Linked DNA regions of Mus musculus: regions 1, 2 and 3 are each linked to region 4. A link is a loop called in an ENCODE intact Hi-C map of the cell type or tissue named here. Cell type or tissue: heart. All regions are shown on one strand.

The links. Hi-C counts contacts between places; a loop is a spot of excess contacts. Peaks named below come from ENCODE experiments on the same cell type or tissue, not always from the same donor. Only the 100,000 strongest peaks of a DNase experiment are listed, where the experiment ranks them.
Region 1: it touches region 4 in a loop (5-fold over the local background); 38 of 42 quality-filtered maps call a loop at or near these places.
Region 2: it touches region 4 in a loop (5-fold over the local background); 38 of 42 quality-filtered maps call a loop at or near these places.
Region 3: it touches region 4 in a loop (6-fold over the local background); 6 of 42 quality-filtered maps call a loop at or near these places.

Annotation. Positions count from the first base shown.
Region 1 is chr19:9,080,204-9,085,203 of GRCm38, reverse strand. Scgb1a1 (secretoglobin, family 1A, member 1 (uteroglobin)) reads left to right here. Exons shown (of 3, transcript NM_011681.2): 2 at 1-16; 3 at 1,393-1,562. The coding sequence ends at 1,440. Among named protein-coding and RNA genes, the nearest start is that of Scgb1a1, 5.3 kb to the left of the region's middle. In heart, a CTCF peak has its summit at 2,561 (motif pointing right); DNase peaks (open chromatin) are centred at 1,123, 2,057, 2,553 and 3,253; H3K4me3 peaks cover 765 bases; H3K27ac peaks cover 1,684 bases.
Region 2 is chr19:9,072,010-9,077,009 of GRCm38, reverse strand. It overlaps a transcript of Ahnak not described here. Among named protein-coding and RNA genes, the nearest start is that of Scgb1a1, 13 kb to the left of the region's middle. In heart, no CTCF peak of the experiment used is centred here; DNase peaks (open chromatin) are centred at 851, 2,819 and 3,129; H3K27ac peaks cover 1,346 bases.
Region 3 is chr19:9,053,369-9,058,368 of GRCm38, reverse strand. It overlaps a transcript of Ahnak not described here. Among named protein-coding and RNA genes, the nearest start is that of Scgb1a1, 32 kb to the left of the region's middle. In heart, a CTCF peak has its summit at 3,037; a DNase peak (open chromatin) is centred at 3,005; H3K27ac peaks cover 473 bases.
Region 4 is chr19:8,990,577-8,995,576 of GRCm38, reverse strand. All of the region lies in intron 1 of Ahnak (AHNAK nucleoprotein (desmoyokin)), which reads right to left. Among named protein-coding and RNA genes, the nearest start is that of Ahnak, 3.8 kb to the right of the region's middle. In heart, no CTCF peak of the experiment used is centred here; DNase peaks (open chromatin) are centred at 2,616, 3,306, 3,536, 4,096 and 2 weaker places; H3K4me3 peaks cover 2,486 bases; H3K27ac peaks cover 3,543 bases.

The sequences.
Region 1 (5,000 bases), 90 kb before region 4:
CATCATGAAGCTCACGGTATGCAACATCTGTCACTCACATTGATTCTAAGTGATTTCCCAAGCACAGTGTCATACCATTTTGGGGGTTACAAAGGCAAATGAATATCTTGGCCATGTACCCTGCCTTTTTATTTGTTTCTTTTGGGTTTTTGTTTTTATTGTTTGGTGGTGGTGGTGGTATGTATGAGTGTTAGATGGGGATTCTGTGAGCTAGTCTCACTGTCCCCAAACTCCTGGGGTCAAGTGTTCTCCCCACCTCAGCCTCCTGAGTGGCTGGTACTACAAGCTTGAACCGTGCACACCCAACTCCACTGATTTTTTTTTCCATAATAATTTTGATATTTTATCTACTTTGTGTGAGTGTGTGTGTGTGTGTGTGTGTGTGTGTGTGTGTGTGAGACACATGTGGAGGTCAGAGGACAATCTTTAAGGAGTTGGATCTTTCCTTCCACCATGTGGGTCCTGTGGATCAAATTTAGGTAGTCTTTGAGAAAACCATCCAAGGCCTTCTTTTTCTTTTCTTTTCTTTTCTTTCTTTCTTTCTTTCTCTCTTTCTTTCTTTCTTTCTTTCTTTCTCTCTCTCTCTCTCTCTCTCTCTCTCTCTCTCTCTCTCTCTCTTCCTCTCTTTCTTTCTTTCTCTCTTTTATTAGATATTTTCTTTATTTACATTTCAAATGTTATCCTCTTTTCTAGTTTCCCCTCCAAAAATCCCCTATCCACTCCCCCCTGCTCCCCAACCCACCCACTCCCATTCCTGGTCCTGGCATTCCCCTATACTAGGGCATAGAGCCTTCACAGGACCAATGGCCTCTCCTCCCATTGACAACGGACTAGGCCATCCTCTGCTACAAATATAGCTAGAGCCACAAGTTCCACCATGTGTTTTCTTTGATTGGTGGTATAGTTCCAAGGAGCTCTGAGGGTACTGGTTTGTTCATATTGATGTTCCTTCTATGGGTCTTCAGTCCCCTTCAGCTCCCTGGGTATTTCTTTGGCTCCTTCACTGGGGACCTTGTGCTCTGTCCAATGGATGACTGTGAGCATCCACTTCTGTATTTGCCGAGCACTGGCAGAGCCTTGCAGGAGACAGCTATATCAGGCTCCTGTCAGCAGGCTCTTGTTGATATCTGCCTAGTGTCTGGGTTTGGCGGTTGTTTATGGGGTGGATCCCCAAGTGGGGCAGTCTCTGGATGGTCATTCCTTCAGGCTCTGCTCCTAACTTTGTCTTTGTAACTCCATCCATGAGTATTTTGTTCCCCATCCAAGGCCTTCTAACCCTCAATTCCTCTCAGAATTTACTGTGGCTTTTGTCTGATAAGTCTCTGCACCACTACTGCATCTACTTCTGAGGTTCACTCACTATTGGGGGTGTGGGGTGTTTCTTTATTCTAGGAGAAAATCCTAACAAGTCCTCTGTGTAAGCAAGATTTAAGATTCTGAAGCTCACTGGATTTCAGAGATATTCTACTGCTAAAGCCTTGTCACTGCCCTGTGTCTCCTCGGCTCCTCGGCTTCCCCACACCAACCCCTCCTTCCTCTTTGCAATAAACTGCGAGCATCTCACCTGCCTGTGTGCAATGGTCTTTTTCTGTACCTGCTGGAGCCAGAGCATTGGAGCTGGAGTGAGTGAAGGGAACCAGAAGTAAGGGAGGACAGCTGAGTCCTGCCCTGGTGCCACACAAGATCCCACAAGTCCTCCTTCCTCTACACTTCAGTTATTTGCCATCAGTAGACTGCAATGCCCTACCTAGTAATAGAATGTTAAGTCCCACCATCTATTCAACAGCCCTAGCCTAGCTTGTCTAAAAGACCTGTAATACCATCCCTCCCTCCCCATGTCTGGTCCTAAATGTTACTGGATTCTAACTCCATCCTCTGGGCTACACTATTCCAGCCAGGAGCCTGATAGGCATCCCTTAGCCCTTCTTTGTCCAATCAACCGAGACCTCTGGGGTCATTCACTCCTTCAATATCTCCTGGCCACACCATCATCCCTGGCTGCTGCAATCCCAGAGGCCCCTTTACAGGCTGCCAGCTGACTAACTGCTAAGCAATTCAATGACCATGCATCCACCACAGGGAGTTTGATCCCATGTAAAATCTTAGCAGTGTTCCCACACTCCAGTCTTAAAAGCATACGGACCATAAATGTTCAAGCTCAACACAAGACCCATGACAGCCCTTGTCTCCCCCTTCTCAATCCAGACATCCCCTCTCTTCGACCTTTAGTTCCTAAAAGTCAAGCCCCACCTTGGGACCTTTTTGTACTGGCCACACACAATATCCGCTGCCCAAAAAGATGTTGATTGGTTTAGAATTTGTCCTAACATCAGCGAGCCTCCACTGGAGCCGGGCCACACCATCCCAAAAGGTTGAAAAAAGAGTAGAGTTGGAGGCGTGTGCAGAAGAGCTGTATGTAGAAATAGAAAGGGAAGAGGCAGAGGGCACCGGAACAAGGAAGCTATGGAAGAGAACGCCAGCCAGCCAGGCAGCCAGTTCAGCGCCTAGAAGCAGCTACATGGGCGGTTACGGGCCACGCCTGCTCCTGCGTCGTGGCCACCAGGGGGCAGTGTAGTCCATGCTACCGCCCCCTGCGAGTTTGAGGACTAGACCCCGCACCAACCCTTTGACTTTTGGGCGGGGCAGATGGTGAGAGTCATTCTCTAGCATCGATTTTAAATCGTTTTATCTGGCCTCTAAAGCTTTATTTGGGCAGAGTTTGTTTGCTTGTTTGTTTGTTTATTTGTTTGTTTTTGTCAAAATTCTGAGGAAAAACCCACCGAAAGGCACACAAGTAGTCTAGCACGGCACACAAGTAGCACGGCTGAAGCCTTCCAGTGACCGGCCAGTCCTATTGGAATTAGGAGTAATTCCACTCCCACAAGACCTCAAAGGCCATCCTGACATATCTAGACTCTGAGATGGCCCTGAAGACAGAGAGGACCAAGAATTGGTCCACCTGCCTGGTTTTAAAGTCCCATAGCAGAAACTGCAACCTTACAAGCTTTGGCTTGGCAGACATTAGCATATCTCTTTTATTTCTCACACAACCCAGAGCGGAGGCCCAGCTCCTGCCCTACTGATGGTAGAACCTCCCACACAGGACTCTTCAGGGTCAGTAAACTAGGGATAATGATGAGAAAAGTCCACCATAAACACTCATTTGTGTACACAGCACTAAAGCCACCACACCCACTCCTTCATTGTCTGCCAGAGGAGGGGCTGGGATTGTAAAAATTCCAGGGCAGGTCAGGGGGACCAGTGATTCCAAAAGAGACTATTTGTGGCAGGCTGGGCCCTGGTGGCGGCCCACTCCTTCACTCCCAAGGCCCTAGATTCTTCTGCATCCAGGTCATTCTGTCTAAGGTGCATATGTGGCCTCCCTCGAACTACCCACCTAGGTGAGCATTATTTAAATGGACAAGGTCCAAGGTCATAAAAAGTTGCGAATTTTAACGACTTATTCACTGCTAAGAAAGTATTTACCTTGCACAAACACAATGCCGATGACTGGGAATAAAAGGAAATACAATTATATTGCAGTGAATCTCTGCCTTAGAGATATCTGCTTTGGCAATGTGCAAGAATGTGTATTAGCCCAGAGAAAGGTACATACCTTAGGTTCTTCAAATGCAGAGAGTACTAGGAAACGTAGCTATCAGGAAACTGTTCGCTGTGCAAACATGAAGCCCCATGAGCACCCATGAGAGCTGCTGGGCACGAGGTGAATCTACGCATGCGCGTGCGCGAGTGCATGGCCAAATGCAAAAATGAACTGACTACAACCATAGAAAAGGTGAATTATCTGTGCAGTGTAAATGAAATTGGAGAAAAATAGGAAGTGGCCATTGGGATTTTGGTTTTTTTTCCCTGACCTGCTAAGTTAATATCTTGATCCTGCTAGTAGGCCAAGGTCCTGCCCAGGCCAGCATAGTTGGATGTTGTTGATGATGTTGTTTTAAGGAACCACTTGCTAAAAGTGGTGTTTACATTTCAAAAATAAAGAAAGGCTGAGTGTAGTGATGCCTGCCTTTAACACTCAAAGGCAGACAGTCTGAGTTCTAGGTCAGCTAAAACTACAGAATGAGACCATCTCAGGAGAGAGAGAGACAGAGAATCTATACTTCTATTTCTATAATCAGCCATCCTCACTATGAATATGCCAAACTAAAACATAGGAGGCAAATACACACTTCCTGAATTTGAAAAGTATTAAGCTCAAACTATGAAGATGATATTTTAAATGTTTCTGAGTCAAAAAATAAAAATAAAAAAGATTAAAAGCAGCATCTAGTGATACACACCTGTAATCCCAGCACTTGAGAGGCAAAGGCAGACGGATCACTACAAACTCAAGACCAGCTTTGTCTAAAAATTCAATAGCCAAGCATAGTGGTACACACCTCTAACCCTGGCATCTGGGAGGCAAAGGCAGACGGATGGCTGTGAATTCGAGGCCAACTTGGGTATGTAGCAAGTTCCAGGCCAGCCCAGAACTATTTAGTGAACTATGCTTCTGCCTCAAAAAAGGAAGGAAGGGAGAGATGGAGGAAGGAAGGAAGGAAGGAAGGAAGGAAGGGAGGGAGGGAGGGAGGGAGGGAGGAAGGAAGGAAGGAAGGAAGGAAGGAAGGAAGGAAGGAAGGAAGGAAGGAAGGAAGGGGAAGGGGAAAGGGAAAGGGAGAGAAGGAGAGGGAGAGAGGGAGAGAGGGAGAGAGGGAGAGGGAGAAAGAAAAAAGGCAAGGAAGGGAAAGAAAAGAAATTTAGCACTCTTAATTTTAACATTCATAACTCTGAGGAACCTGGGGAAGAGAAAGGTCATATTTCTTGGTGGCTTTGTGAAGAAAACTATGAATCTGGGTGAGGAAGAAAAAATTAAAACTATGCTACCCGCATCGTCTGCAACCACAGGAATTTTAGCCTGGAACGTCTCTACAGAGGGACTGCCTGCCATTTGCAGGCTCAGGAGCTTAGCCTGTTAGAACCTGGATCCATTGATTATC
Region 2 (5,000 bases), 81 kb before region 4:
TAAATTTGAAGCCAGCTTGAGTTTCATTATTTTGAGACCATCTCAAAATACAAATAAGTACGCAAAACCCATCATGGTGATCACAGAACAAACAATGCATGACAAAAGTTTATTGGGTAGGTAAGAAGAGAGTCGCCTATACCCACAGCTGCCAAAGCCCACCCTAGATACGAAAATAAGCCCACATCCCATCCCTTGCAAGCAAAGAAAGGGCCCGTCAAACTTCTGCCACAGCCTCTATCCAGAAGCGGCTGTAGCTACAACTGTGTTTGCTCCAAAAAGCCACCTCAAAGAAGGCATCCCTTTAACTGCAGGTGTTTGTTTCCTTTGGCATGGCAAGATGTGATTTCCCATTTTTAGAACAATGCTCCAAAGAACAATCACAAAAACAACCTCCAGTGGGGGCAGTTTTCTTCCTGGCCACTGCTACAGCCCTGTAAAACAACAACAGAGATATTTTATTATATTATTATTATTCCAAACACTATTCGCATCTTTCCATCCTGTTCAGTCTACGTGAGCTGGAAAAGGCCTCCTCACCACCCCAGCCCAGCAGAACCTTGAAACAGTAGAAACCTGCGCCTAGTAGAAAGCATTGGAAATTCCTATTGTTCGTCATGTTTGGGTTTGGACGTACCTCCTTGTGTGGTTTCCATTCAGTAAAGACTGAATGGAAGCTGTAAGAAGTCAGTATGTGTCCTTTGGGTGCCCTGTACAAGCCCAAGACCAGAAGAGAACAATGTGTTCTAGAGAACATCCAAATAGCAGATGAAGGTGAGGAGCCAGGAAGAGAGCAGCCACCTCTAGCCTTAGCCATTAAGAAATCACATTCAGGGCTGGAGAGCCAGCTCAGAAGCTAAACCTGCTTCTTGCTCTTTCAGAGGATCTGAACTGGGCTCCTAGCATCCAAGTCAGGCCATTCACAACTGCCTGTCACTCCAGGTTAGGGAGCTCCAACACCTTCTTCTGGCCTGTACAGGCACTCACACCCACTGGACACTGAACCCAGGGCATTGCACACACTACTCATGCACTCTACCATTGAGCTACCTCCCCATCCCTTTGTAGATAAGGTCTCATTCACTAAGTTGCCTGGGCTAGCCTCCAATTTCAAGCCTCGTCTCTCAGGCCTCCTGAGTAGCTGGAGTTACAGGCACAATATAGTTCTTATTTCTCTTCATCTTCTTTTATCTGACTCTAGCAATAACAACTGGATTGTCATTTTAGTGAAAAGCAAGAGAAAGCGTGACTGCCTCATGATAGAGCTCATAGGGAAGTGATTGCCTGAGTCACTGGACCACCCAGTGTGTTATCCTCATACTGTCATGTGACATTAACAGCCACCCCTTCAAAATTCCAGAGGAAGGGTCCCTCACAGGGTGTGGCTCTTTCATAGTGAATCAGGAGATTGGGGGAGGGTGTGCCATCAATCTCTTTGTGTGGTCAGATTTCTGTTACTATAATGAAATAACAGGATGATTCTTTTATAAGGAGAAACACTTATCTGAAACCATGTGTTTTGGAGAAGATAATCCAAGATCTGACACACCCCATTCCATTGGGCCTTTGATGAAGCCAGGTGGCTGTTATAGAACTTGGGATTCATAGCCTGTCTGTGTCAGGTACAGCCACCGATCCCCAATAAGCCAATTGAAAGAGTCAAATTAAAAGTGGAAAGCAGAGAATGGCGATCATTCCATGTGGCCACACTGGGAAGGACAGAGAGATCCAGCCACCTCTGCTTCCAACCCTATCTTCAGAGTCTAAAAGTGAGATCAAAGTTTAGATAGAGGGCCAAAGACAAGCACAGCTAAGCAGTTCCTGTCAAGTTGTGAGCCCGCCCACCAAGAACCCATCTTTATTTGGGTTTTAGTCTCTTCCTGACAAGCTGTTAGGACTGAGTGAAATCTCTTTCTGGAAGACAAGCTCCGGCTCTGGCTGGTGGAACCTTTTCCTCTGCCCATCTAGAGAATTCCAGGAAATTCCCATTTCTTTGGAGCCCACTATTTCAGTAGTTTGAGAGTTAGATTGAGTGATACCTTAGAACAGCTTCATTTCTGCCAGGCCAGTTACAACTACAGGAGAATGAAGCAGAACAGTTCACCCCGTGGCCAGGAAGCAGAGAAAGAGGTAGTAGCTGAGGTCCCCCGATCTTTTCAAAGGGCACACCCCTAATAACCTCCCAATGGCACCCTGGGGAACAAGCCTTAAACACGTAAACCTTGTCTCAGGGAGCATTCAGCATCCAAACTGTAGCACTTCTCAGCGCTGGTTTATACTGAGGTCAGCAGCTTAAAATCTATTCACCCAAGCTGTAAGCACATTGCCGACACATCCATCCTGTGCCAGCAGCTCCTAGTCTCTCCCTTTTAAACACTGGCCACACATCCATCTTCTTCCTCTTTCATTCTTGTTCTTTCACTGCCATTTATCCACTACCTATAGAGCATTTACACACCCGTCTTTCAAGTCCTTCCACCTCCTCTGTCTCTCCTTCTCTAAACAGTGTCTTTCAACCTCAATGCCACTGAGTTCCTGGGCTGGATCACTCTCTGTTGGGCTAGATCACTCTGTTTTGAGCTAGAGCTATAGATAGAACGTACATACATTCTCCCTCCTCTTCTGTCAATCAAAAGGCCTGCGGGGAAAGTGAGGAAGTGTCTAGGAAGCAGGATCATCACTTTTTCAAACGTAAAGGGGCCTGAGATACGATCTAATACAACCCCCTCATTTTGCAGATGAGGAGACATCCTGGGAGGGGGAGGAAGAGGATGTGTCAGGGCCAAAAATGTGGGTGAACAACAGCCAGGCTAAACAGGAAGACGAAATTCCAGGCCTTGCAGCAGGATTTCCAGGCCCTTGCGGGAGGGGGGGGGGCAGGGATTGCTTTCCACAGCTTCTCTCTCTCTCCAAAACTTTCTCCCATTCCAGAAACCAGAGCGAGCAAGATCTGACAAGCCCCCAGCCCAAGAGTGCCAATGTCCATGCCTGCATCTCGGTGCCTGAGCTTCTTTTAGTGGACAAAGATGACCGCCGATCGCATCCAGAATATCTCATGATGACTCATACTGTGGTCACATCTCAGTGCAACCCTGTAATCATGACTAAAAGGATAGCCATGCCCTCTGACCACACCTGTCCCCACTGAAGACAATAGAGAACAAGAGATCCGGGAGGCAGCCTGGAATCAATGCCTGCACTGGCCTTTTCTCCACTAAGGGTTACAAGCCTGCCAGGGAAGCACGATACCACCTGAGTTACAGCTCCAGCTAAAAATCACTTTTAATTAAACTTAAAGGTTTTAAAAGTTAATCAGGAAAGTTGGGCATGGCAGGGCATACTGGTAACCATAGTACTTGGGAGGCCAAAGCAGGATGGTCACAGGTTCTGTACCAGCCTGGGATGCGTACTAAACAAATGGGCTGGCAAGATGGCCCAGCAGGTAAGGGCACTTGCCACCAAGCTTGACAACCTGTCATTGATCTTCAGAACTGACAAATGTAGGAGAGAAGTGAGTCCCAAAAGTTTTCCTCTAACTTCCACATGAGGGCAGTGACACATGAACACACACATACATGTATACATGAACAAATAAACAGAATAAATAATAAATAAATAAATAAATAAATAAATAAATAAATAAATAAATCTTCAATATAAACACCAGATAATATGAAACAAATGGTAAGAATATCACACTTCAGTGATATACATGTCAAAAATCCTGCTCACCTTCCCACGTCTATTATTATTATTATTATTTTCCCCCTTCCCTTCTCCATCTTGCTCCAGCCTCTCCCTCCCACCCCCTGCTCGCTCTGGCCCTGCTCACTCTAGCCCATAAGTTTTGTTTGTTTGTTTGTTTCTCATTATGGATGGTTGTGAGCCACCATGTGATTGCTGGGATTTGAACTCATGACCTCTGGAAGAGTTGTCAGTGCTCTTAACCGCTGAGCCATCTCACCAGCCCTCTTTTACTATTTTATCTAATTTTTTGAGACATGGCCTTGTGCTAGGGAAATGGCTCAGCCATTAAAGTCTAGGCTCACAACCAAAAATATAAGAGACATGGTCTTACTGGGTAGCCTCAAGTATCCTTAGAATTCACTATATAACACTATCTAACATTGAATTCATGAATGAGCCTTCTGCTTAAGCCTCCTGTATAACATAAGCTATACATCTAAATATTGTCACATTGTCATATCTTTTACTTTAAAAAAATGTGTGTGTGTGTGTGTGTGTAAGCTAGAAGAATACACTGGCCAGGCAGTGGTGGCGCACACCTTTAATCCCAGCACTTGGGAGGCAGAGGCAGGCAGATTTCTGAGTTCAAGGCCAGCCTGGTCTACAGAATGAGTTCCCAGACAGCCAGGGCTATACAGAGAAACCCCATCTCAAAAAAACAAAGCAAAAACAAAACAAAACAAAAAAAGAGTACACTGGATCCCCTGGAGCTAGAGTTCCAAGTAGTTGTGATTCATCTCATGTGGATGCTGAGACTCAGGGTCCCCTGGAAGAGCAGCCAGAATTCTTAACCACTGAGAAATCTGTCCAGGTCCCCTCCTCTGAATGTTGTTGTATCTTAAAAATGACTATCCTGTGCCCCACCGTGGCCTACATCACTCCTCACTCTGTCTTCCTGATCACCATCCTTACACGGTCTTTCTTGACAGACTCCCACAGACTGCAGACAGCATCACACACCCTCCAGCCCCTCTTGTTATTATACACATGACCCTATCATTTTTTGCAACCAATCTATTATCTGGTGATGAAAAGTGAACCCAGAAAGGCTGATAAATGTTCTAAACTCTACAACTAAAAGGCTAAGTGCAAAGAGAACAAGGAAAAAGGAAACTCCACCCCATTCCTTGGACACAGCCCTGGGCCTTCTGCCCCTAACTGGCCTTAAAGACCCTGGCTGTAGAAATGACAGACCCAGCCTAGGACCCTTCCAGGTCTGGTCCTTGAGCTGAAGCCGCCGGGCAATCTATGCC
Region 3 (5,000 bases), 63 kb before region 4:
GCTTTACAGTTACAGAGCTTCACAGCCACTTGATCAGTTAGTGGCAGGTGTATAATATGAACCCTTTTGGCTCCAAAACCGCATTCTTTGCAAATTCTAGAGGCACCCACTCTGCTTAAAGATCCATTATGCAAAATCCACCAAGAGGGTCTGGGAAGACAGTTTCATGGGTAAGGGGCTTGGTCCAAATGTGAGGACCAAAATATGAAACCCCAGAGCCCACACAGAGCCTGGTACAGTGGGACACCTTTGTTGACTTTTTTCAGCCTTTTTAAAGGGGTGTTTTGCCTGCACCATATTATGTCTGTGTACCATGTGTATTCATACAGACCCCACAGAGGCCAGAAGAGGATATTAGGTCCCCAGGAACTGAAGTTACAGCTGGTTATTAGCCATCATGTGGGTGGTAGGAACAGAAGCTGGGTCCCTGCAAGAGCAGCCAGTACTCTTTATCTCTGAGCCATCTCTCCAGCCCAGTAGTGTGGTTTTGCAATCCTAGTGCTTTTCCAGGGAAATGGAGTGTGGAGACAGGAGAGAATCCAGGGAGTTCTCAGCCTAGCTAGCCTGCTGTGCATAGTAGGGGTAGAGTTGGGGTGTGGGGGGAGACTGTCTCAAACAAGGTAGAAAATAAGGAACAACACCAGAATTTGACCTCTGAACTCCACACATATACTGTGTCACACACAGTCTCTCGCTCTCTCTCTCTCTCTCTCTCTCTCTCTCTCTCTCTCTCTCTCTCTCACACACACACACACACACACACACACACACACACACACACACACACACGATGATGATGAAGTTGTTATTTATTCTCTAGAGGCTTGCCTCTGCAGGTTCCTTCCCAGTTCTACACAATGTGTTGCCAATAATGTATCTGTTTCAACTATAATTTAACAGCTGTACTTTCCAATGAGTCTATTATAATAGGCTCACTACATCTCTGTACACACCCCATGCTCAGGCTGACTAGTATCCCTTTAAACTCCTGACTACCTGTCTCAAACCGCCACCTAGCACTACCTTTGTCAGCAAATTCCCTTTCTCCTTTTGCATACCGATGAACCCACACCCATCTGTTCCCACAGCCTGCCTCCCTCCAGATCTCTGCTTTCAGATTACAATCTCACAGATTAAGCCACCAAGAAAATAGAAGCCAAGATGAAAGGCTATCTCATCTTCCTTCTATCCAGCCTCCACCTGTCTGCCTTCATCCATCTGGGTACTCTCCCAGCAGGCCCATTCTTTGATGTAAGGAATGACCAACCGCCCTGCTTTGCTGGGGCTAAGGGTGTTCCTGAGATCTGGAATTCTTCATCTTAAAACTAGACTTTCTTTTGTTTGTTTGTTTGTTTTGTTTTGTTTTTTTGACACAGGGTTTCTCTGTATAGCCCTCGCTGTCCTGGCTGTCCTGGAACTCACTCTGTAGGCCAGGCTGGCCTTGAACGAACTCAGAGATCCGCCTGCCTCTGCTTCCCAAGTGCTGAGATTAAAGGCGTGCACCACCACTGCCCAGCAAAACTAGACTTTTAATGCTATAGCTGGGCAGGTAACTAATTAGCTTTGCTTTCCATACAAGGGGAGGTGCACCCTCCTGTGTACAAAAGACTTCCTACCCCATCCCTTGTCTCTTTACCAGTACTAGGGACAAGGATCCTATCATCCTGACTTCTGCCTCTTCTATCTTTCTGTCTCTGCTGAATCATCACTCGAGCAGGCCACAAGTTTTAATATTTGCCATCTTAGGGAAATATATATGTATCCTGGGACTGCAGAGATGGCTCAGTCATTAACATCACTTGCTGCTCTTCCAGAGGACCAGAGTTCAGGTTCTAACACCCACATCAGGGACTCAGAGAAGCCCTGACTCTTCCTCTTATGCCCTCCACTGGTACCCACACATAGACACAAAGATCCACACATACACACATGAATAAAAGTAAAAGCAAATAAATAAATTAAATATTTCCCTAGCCTCAGCTTTCTCTTCTTCTACTAGCTCATTTTTTAGCTATCCTCAGCAGATTTACCTGTCCTCAATGAATCTCTGCTTCTCCTCAAACCTCCATTCTCTTCTCCCCAAGAAAACCTTCATCACCACTGGGGCCAAACACAATGTATGTATTTGAGCTACAGGTTTCAGAGAAGTCAGCCCATGGTCACTTAGCTCCATCATTGGGCCAGACCATGTGGTAGAGGACAGAAGTAGAGGGAAGGAAATACAGGAAGAGACCAGAGAAAGATAAGGAAGACACAAACAGACAGATGACACTTATACTCTAAGACACCTTATATTCTCAATGTCTCAGAATCCACACTTACACACATGAATATATTCTACCACAGACTCCAAACATGTATCTTGAAGTGGTTGAGTCTACCAACACTGAGGAAATGACACTAGAAGCCATGATTGGCTTGGAAAGGACAGACGAACAGTTGCCAACACCCCCTGCTACAAGTCCTCTGCGGTACTTCTCCTCAGAAGGTGTTCAGTGACTCAAGTTTACCATTTTGCTTCTTTGAACTTCAGTTTAGTTCCGAAAACACTTCCTGCAGACTTATCTCCCATCGGGCTCCTTTAACACTTGAGAGGTCTCAGAGACAAGGACTTATAGATGAGTCTCAAAGACATGGTTCCTGTCTCTAAGAAGCATGGGAGACAATTATATTAGTTGTGTTAATTATATCAAGATTAATTAAATTCGTGTAATCATGCTACAGAAAGTGCTACAGTTGAGGGTGTGTGTGTGTGTGTGTATGTGTGTGCCTGTGTGTGTGTGTCTTGTGTGTGTGTGTGTCTGTATGTGTGTCTGTGTGTGTTTTCACATGTGGGAGTCAGTTCTGTCTTTCAACCATGTGAATTCCAAGTGTTAAACTCTGATCATCAGACTTAGCACCATTACCCACTGAAACCATCTTGCCAGCCCAAGCAACAGCAATTGCATCACTGTAGATGGAACAATTCTTTCTGATGTCTTGCAAGAGTCTTGCACTGTAGGGTACTTAGCAGCAATCCTGCCACCACGTACTAGATGGCAGTAGAAGTCCCCTTGTGAAAGGGGGAAACCCTCCTGTGAACCGCATGTTGGGGAATGAGGAGACAGCAGAGAAAGACATCATGTCTGCAGTAGCAGACAGACACTGAATCTGGAAAACCCTATAATAGCCCCATCTGAGGCTCCTCTAAGCTCCTCCTCTGGAGAAGGGAAACATTAGTAAAATCTAGATCTATCTCCATATCCACAAGGCCTCATAAAATTAAGAAAGCACCTTCCATCTAACTTCTTAGCAAAGAGAAAATTGTCATTTTTAACCGACAGAATCAATATCATTTTTACTATTAACTATGTAACTTCCATTTGCCTGAACCACTTTAGTCTAAGACTGAGGCTGAGATCATTTTAACCATGATTTCCATGATGCTGGCTCTGACCCCTGACAGCTGCAGTAGGATCCTAGCCTCCCACAGCCCACTTCTCATACACACATTTACATGGATGTGAGTCCACATACATGTGTATGCATACAAACATGCATTTGTAAACCTCTGTGTATATATGAGTGTTTTGTATGTGTATACATACACAAGCATATGTGTGTACCTATATAAACACAAGTGCATGTGTGCATGTATGCATACATACTGTTACACGTACACAGGCATGCATCCACACATACACCCATAATTCCACCATTCAGGAGGTCAAAGTACAAAGATCACATTTTTGAAGATAGACAGGGCTCACATAGTGGGGCCCTGTCTCAAAAAATAAAAACAAAAATCAAGTGCCAGGAGCTCACTCACCCACACTGAACCTCTCCCACATTTTTTGGTTTTGTTTTTGTCTTTTCATTCTTATTCTTATTTTGAGACAAGGTCTCATATAGACTAGGCTAATCTGAAGTTCACCATGTACCCAAAGATGACTTCAAATTCTTTTTATTCTTTTTTTTCTTTTCTTTTCTTTTTTTTTTTTTTTAGTTCTATGCATGGTTTATTTAGCTTAACATCGTGCTATCAAGTTCCAGTTTTTTCCTACAAGTGTCACAATTTCATTTTTTTCATTATGGCTACATAAAACTGCATTTCTTTTATCCACTAATATGTTAATTAGCAGCTAGTCTCCTTCCATCTTCTGGCTATTGTGGATAGCTCAGCAGTGAACAGCGATGTGCCTGTAGATATTGGGATATATTGACTAAGAGTCTTTTGAATAAATGCCAGGGAGTAGTGCAGCTGGGTCATTTGGTGGTTTTATTTTTAGGTTGTTCGTTGATTTAGAATATTGTGCTATCTCCACAATAGCTGCACAACTTTGCATCCCCCAATTGCAGTAAACAGAGTTTTCCCTTTCTTCACACCCCCACTTGTCATTTGTTTGCTTCATGACAGCCACTCTGACTGGTACGTGATGAGATCTAAAAGGGATTTTAACTTAAATTTCTCTGATAGTTAAAGATTTGACTTCAAATTCTTGATCCTTCTGCCTCTAACCCCCAAATTCTGGTATTACAGATCCATGCCTCCTTGTCTATGTCTGTCTGTTTATTAGAGCCTATAACTCCAGGCTAGCCTGGCTCTCATGCAAGGCCCGTTTCAACCTCTCAGATGCTGGGATTATAGATGTGAGTCCATGCCATCTGTGTGTGGATGCGATGTGGCTAGCTGCCTCAATAGCCTGCCACCATGACTTCTCTATCACTGTGCCTAGAACTGTGAACCAAAATAAGCTCTTCCTTCCTTGTATCCTTTGCAAGGAATTTGCCACAGCAGCGAGGAGAGTGAGGATACAGCCCTATTCAAATACTTCCCCTGCAGGCTTTCACTTCACATTCTGACCCGACTCACCTAGGCCAGCTTCCCACACTGTCCTCCTACTGCCCCGTAAGGCCCCTGTTCTCCAGGCACCTCCACTTTGGTTGCCCTCCCTGGGTACCACAAACCCCATCCTCCTCTAGGATCTCCATTACCCCATCTTGTGAGCTACCATTCATAT
Region 4 (5,000 bases):
TCTGTCTGCTAAGCCAAGCCCTAGAACCTCAATGGCTGAATAGGCCTGTACCAGAAGGACACAAGGAGTGGATCTGCATAATACTCAGGGAAGAAAAAAGTCCTCCGCCTACGTCAGGGAGGGCCTTAGTAACTGAACCTTCCATCCTCCTGCACCCACATGCTCTAACTAACCTGCCATACACACGAGGCCAGGGACACGGAGTTTCCATCCCAAGAACATAATGACTCATAGCTAGGATTAGAGATCTCCACCAGAGGGAAAGCTCTGACACTCCTAACCAGGTGAGGGGTTGGATAGTCAGAGAGACACACCCGGAAGGACGATAGATATGCTGTCATAAACACTCCCCAAAGGGAAAGAGAGAGCTGAACACTGACCTGCCATCAGTAGTTAAGCGAAGGAGTTCTAAGATCTCTCAGACACTGAGCCAACAATCAAGCAGCGTTCACTAGCCAGTACCAGGTCCCTGACACATATACAGCAGAGGACTGCCTGGTCTGGCCTCAGTGAGAGAAGATGCACTTAACCCTCAAGAGACTTAAGGCCCCAGGGAGTGGGGAGGCCTGACAGGGTGGGGAGTGGGGAAGGGTGGAGGACATCCTCTTGAAGACTGGAGAGGAGGAATGGGATGAGGAACTGTTAGAGGACGAGGACGGGCCTGGAGGAGGATAACAACTGGATTGTAAAAAAAGATTAAAGATAATTAAAAAAAATTCTCACCAAGAAAAAAAGAAGAGAGAGAGAAGGAATTCTGCAGAACCGTGCCTGCCAGGACTGTGCCACTGTTATCCCTTTCTTAGGGTCTCATCTCGTGTACAAGCACTCCCACAGGGGTGAATTAACATCATTATTTTAGGACTATGGAGACTAGCCCCAATCTAACAGTCTTCATCCAAGCAAAGAGATCAAGACGCAAATATACATATAGGATGAGACACATGGGAAACCACAGAGAAACACCCATAAGGCAAACAAACACCCAGAAGCAAGTCCTGTGCTGGAGCAGGAGAGAATGAGCCAGAGGGAAGCACCCACCAGAAGAGGGCAAGAAGCCTTGCTCCTGCATTCCACCAGCCTCATGACGACCCTACCTAGGCAGAGTTGTAGGTACCCCGGGCCCAGCATTTAAGGAACCTTTATTCTGGGTCTCTTTGAGACTGTGTCTCCAAGAGGCAGGAATCCTAAGATTTTCAAACGCTTGAACTCTCCAGAGCCTAACTCTGGATCTCTCTTGGGCCAACGTGGAAGACAAGAGATGCTTTTCTCTCTAGCACTCAACCTGAGTGGGATCAACAGAACCCACATGGTAGAAGAGAACTGATGCCTGCAAGTTGTCCTAAAAACATTTATACATGTGCCAAAGCATGAGGATGCACACACATGCGTACACACATGCACACACACACAGACACACACACAAAGCATTTATAACAAAACAAGAAAAACAACAAACATTTAGCAGAGACAGACATAATGGTGCACACTTAAAATCCTAGTACTTAAGAGGCTGAGCCAGGAGGATCACTGCAAGTTCCAGGCCCTCCTAGGCTATATAGTGAGTTCAAGGATAGCCTTGACTACATGAGATCCTGTCAGAAACAATCAAAAAAACGTTATAGGAGTAAACCTCATGTCTCATGTCACCTAGAATCCTCAGGAGGCTAAGACAAGAATATCTAAACTTTTAGGCAAATGAGGCTACTTAAGTAGAGGATGGGACAGGGAACTTTCCACTTATGGGAGGGAAAGATCAAAGAGAATTAATTAAACCAACAAGACCCAGATGACCTGGATATTGGAGGGATATTCAGAGAAAGACATAAGGGGGAAACACACACACACACACACACACACTACACACGTGCAGAAGCTCACAGAGACCCTTGTCAATTCCATCTCCCACCTTTCCCAGCGTAGGCAGTCCTCTTGGTAAGCTTTATGGCTCACAGCGGGTATCTGCCACCTGTCCACCTGGTACTCAGATCCCAGGGTGTGCACCTTCCACTGTGTCTGTCCTTCGAGCGTCAGCCATGCCACCACAACTACCAGAAGGACGTTTCACCAGCCTCCTTTAGCATCCCCCTCCCCAGCATGCTGGGTTTTGCTCATTGACTTCTAGGACAGCCATAATCAGGACCATAACTGCTTCTTGGTTTCCAACTCCTTCTCTCGACTCGGGCCACACACGTTTCCCCACAACTCTTTAGAACAAGTGGCAAGCCCTAAAGCTCTAAATTCTCACTTCCAGCAGGAAGGGAGAGTCCCTCTCCCTCCCCTAGCTAAGGGGCCCTCCACCTCTCCTAGTGACAGAGACTGAAGACAGCATTGTATTACCCAGTGGAAACTTCCCCATCAGGGCACAACACCAAGGAAAAATTGGCCTTAGACAGAACTTCTGAGATTAAAACACCAACTCTAAGGGCAGTGTCCTATGGTTGGGGAACCTGAGGGAGAAGTTTGTTGTTGCCTTGTGGGGTAGATTACAGTTTAGACTATACCCTGTGCCCCACCCAGCTCCCTAGTAAGTGCTGCATGTTCGCCCCCCAGTGGTCAAGCCATGTAGCAAAAAGACTCAGAGCCAGGTCTTCAAATGATGGCTGCAATGCTCCCTCCCACTCCCAGCCTAGCCAGGACACGTAGCCAGGATCAGCTCCAGGCACTTCCCCTTCCCCCAGAACCTCCGCTCCAGGCCCCAGGGACCAGGCAGGATGCCGCTCCCTGACAGGCCGTATGCAATGCTTTGCCCAGCTCAACCTCCATGTGTGGGGACTATACTCCCAAGACTGCCCTATCCTCCTTGAGGGCCTCTAGGTCATGGCCTGGACCTGTGCAGGACAAAGGAGCTCACTTGAGTCCATAAGTGCAGTCTCCATACACTGACATGGAACTTGTACCCCAGAGTAGTCAATCAGTCACTGCCTCTGCCCTCCAAGTCCCGGGAGGATAACAGAGGTGACATATCCAGGTTTACCACAGTGTGAGGACCCCATGAACAGGACATCCTCTCACAGGCAATAACACCAACTTCACTGAAAGTGAACAATGACTCCTGTAATGCAAACAGTGACGGGCCCAAGACCAATTATTTGAGCTTTAGCACCAACGGAAACTGGGGCTAGGAAAGAGAAAGGGGGAGCTTCGTCAAAGTACACAGACATTTCCGCAGAAACATTGCCACAACAACCCCCGTTCGGACACTTTTTGGACACACTCAGACATGGACGATACTATGATCAAGAAGGCTTTGGAAGCCGGCCAGATGATCCAATGGTCAACTCAAGGAATTGCAAGTTCCTGGGAGCCCTGGCTGAAGCCTGAAGGGGCCCAGGTGTATTGCACATTCTAAATTGGCAGCCACCTCCCTTCCTCTAACCCAAGTGAATATAAGCACGTGGTCAGCCCAGCCCCAAGGAGAGAAACTTGGGGGTGTCCAGGCAAAGATCCCTTCAGAAGTCGGACTAGCTCTCCCAGTTTGCTTCTCTTGTCTGTCTCCAGGCAGTTCCCAAGTTCTGAAAAAGGTAGTGACCACACCCCAGTGCCCAACACATCCTCCACTCCCACAGCTTTACCCCAACCCCTCAAACCAGCTCCTCAGGCTCAGAGTGGTGTGCTCTGCCAGAACCCGACAGACAGTTCCAAGTGGAGCGTAAGGCCTGTAGGGCTCTGAACCTCTAAGCAGAGCCTCTCTAGGCCTGAAGTGAGCTCCCCGGTCTACTCTTTCTCTCTCTTGTCCTTTTCTGGACTTGGAGCTGTGGAGTGCTAGGCCAAGACCCTCAGGGTATCACTGCTGACTTCCAAACCATTAGCACTAAGTCTTGGATGACTCACGTGCCTGTCTCTCTGAATGTCCTGGTTCTCTTCACAATGTCCCTTTGCATAATCTCTTAGGGACAAGAGCTTTAGAAAGGAGTTCAGACATCTTCCAGATGTCATCCCTACGCCCCCCTCCAGTCCTTTACTAGATCAGCTCCCTTGTTCCCAGTTCCTTTCCCACACTCCCCTTGCCCCATAACTCAGCTCAGGCCGAGGAAGTGGCCCTTAAATGAGGGGTTCCCTTCTACTGCACAATCTGCACACTCTACAGACCAGATACAGGCCTGCCCTCCCCCACACCCCCATAGTTTTTCAAGAAAAGGAAGCTACTAGTTCATTCAGCTTGGGAAAAGGAAAAGAGACCCACCCTACCCCCAGAGACTTCCCTAATAGGGCAGGACCAAAACAGTTCTACTCACCTAAGCCATTCTCAGTGTGGGGAGAGGCCCTAAACATTGCCCACATTGCCCATAGCATCTTCCTGTGTGCCCTCCCCTCTCCCAGTCACCTATGAGGACAGTATCATTGATATGAGGACATGAATCATTGGATCTTGTGAATTCATCCCATCTAGTATACGTTAGGTACAGTAAGATGGTTCCTGCCATTGCTAAAGTTTAAGGGCAAACTGTTTCAAAACCATTTGTTGGGAGTCCTTTTTCTCCTGGGAATTCCAGGTCACTTTCCAAGGATCCCCCACCCCCATCCCCCCAACTACCTCCAGAAGCTTTTCTGCAAATCCCCTCCACAGAACAGGGACATTGAGACAAGTACCCCTGGACACGTGTGTCCTCAGAGACAGCCTAGGGCCACACCCTGCCAAACCAGGGTGCCAACCCAGACATCATGCGCACAATCTTCTGTGGTCACATTGTGCAGAAGTGACAATAGAGTGAGCAGGCAAGCACACACACACACACACACACACACACACACACACACACACACATACCAGGGACACTACGTTGTCAAGGCTCCACTCCATTTGACTTGTAGGATATCCCCGGGTCACCCCAAGAGTCTTCAGTGCTCATCGCCATGTACAGCTAGCCCTGATGTCAACCCAACGCCACCAAGGTTCTGCGTCCCCCAAATCTGCCTCGGCACTGAAAGGGGCTCCAGCCAGAGGAGGCCCAGGCTCCCGCACACTGCACATCCCCTCCCTGCATGGGAAAGCCTTACAT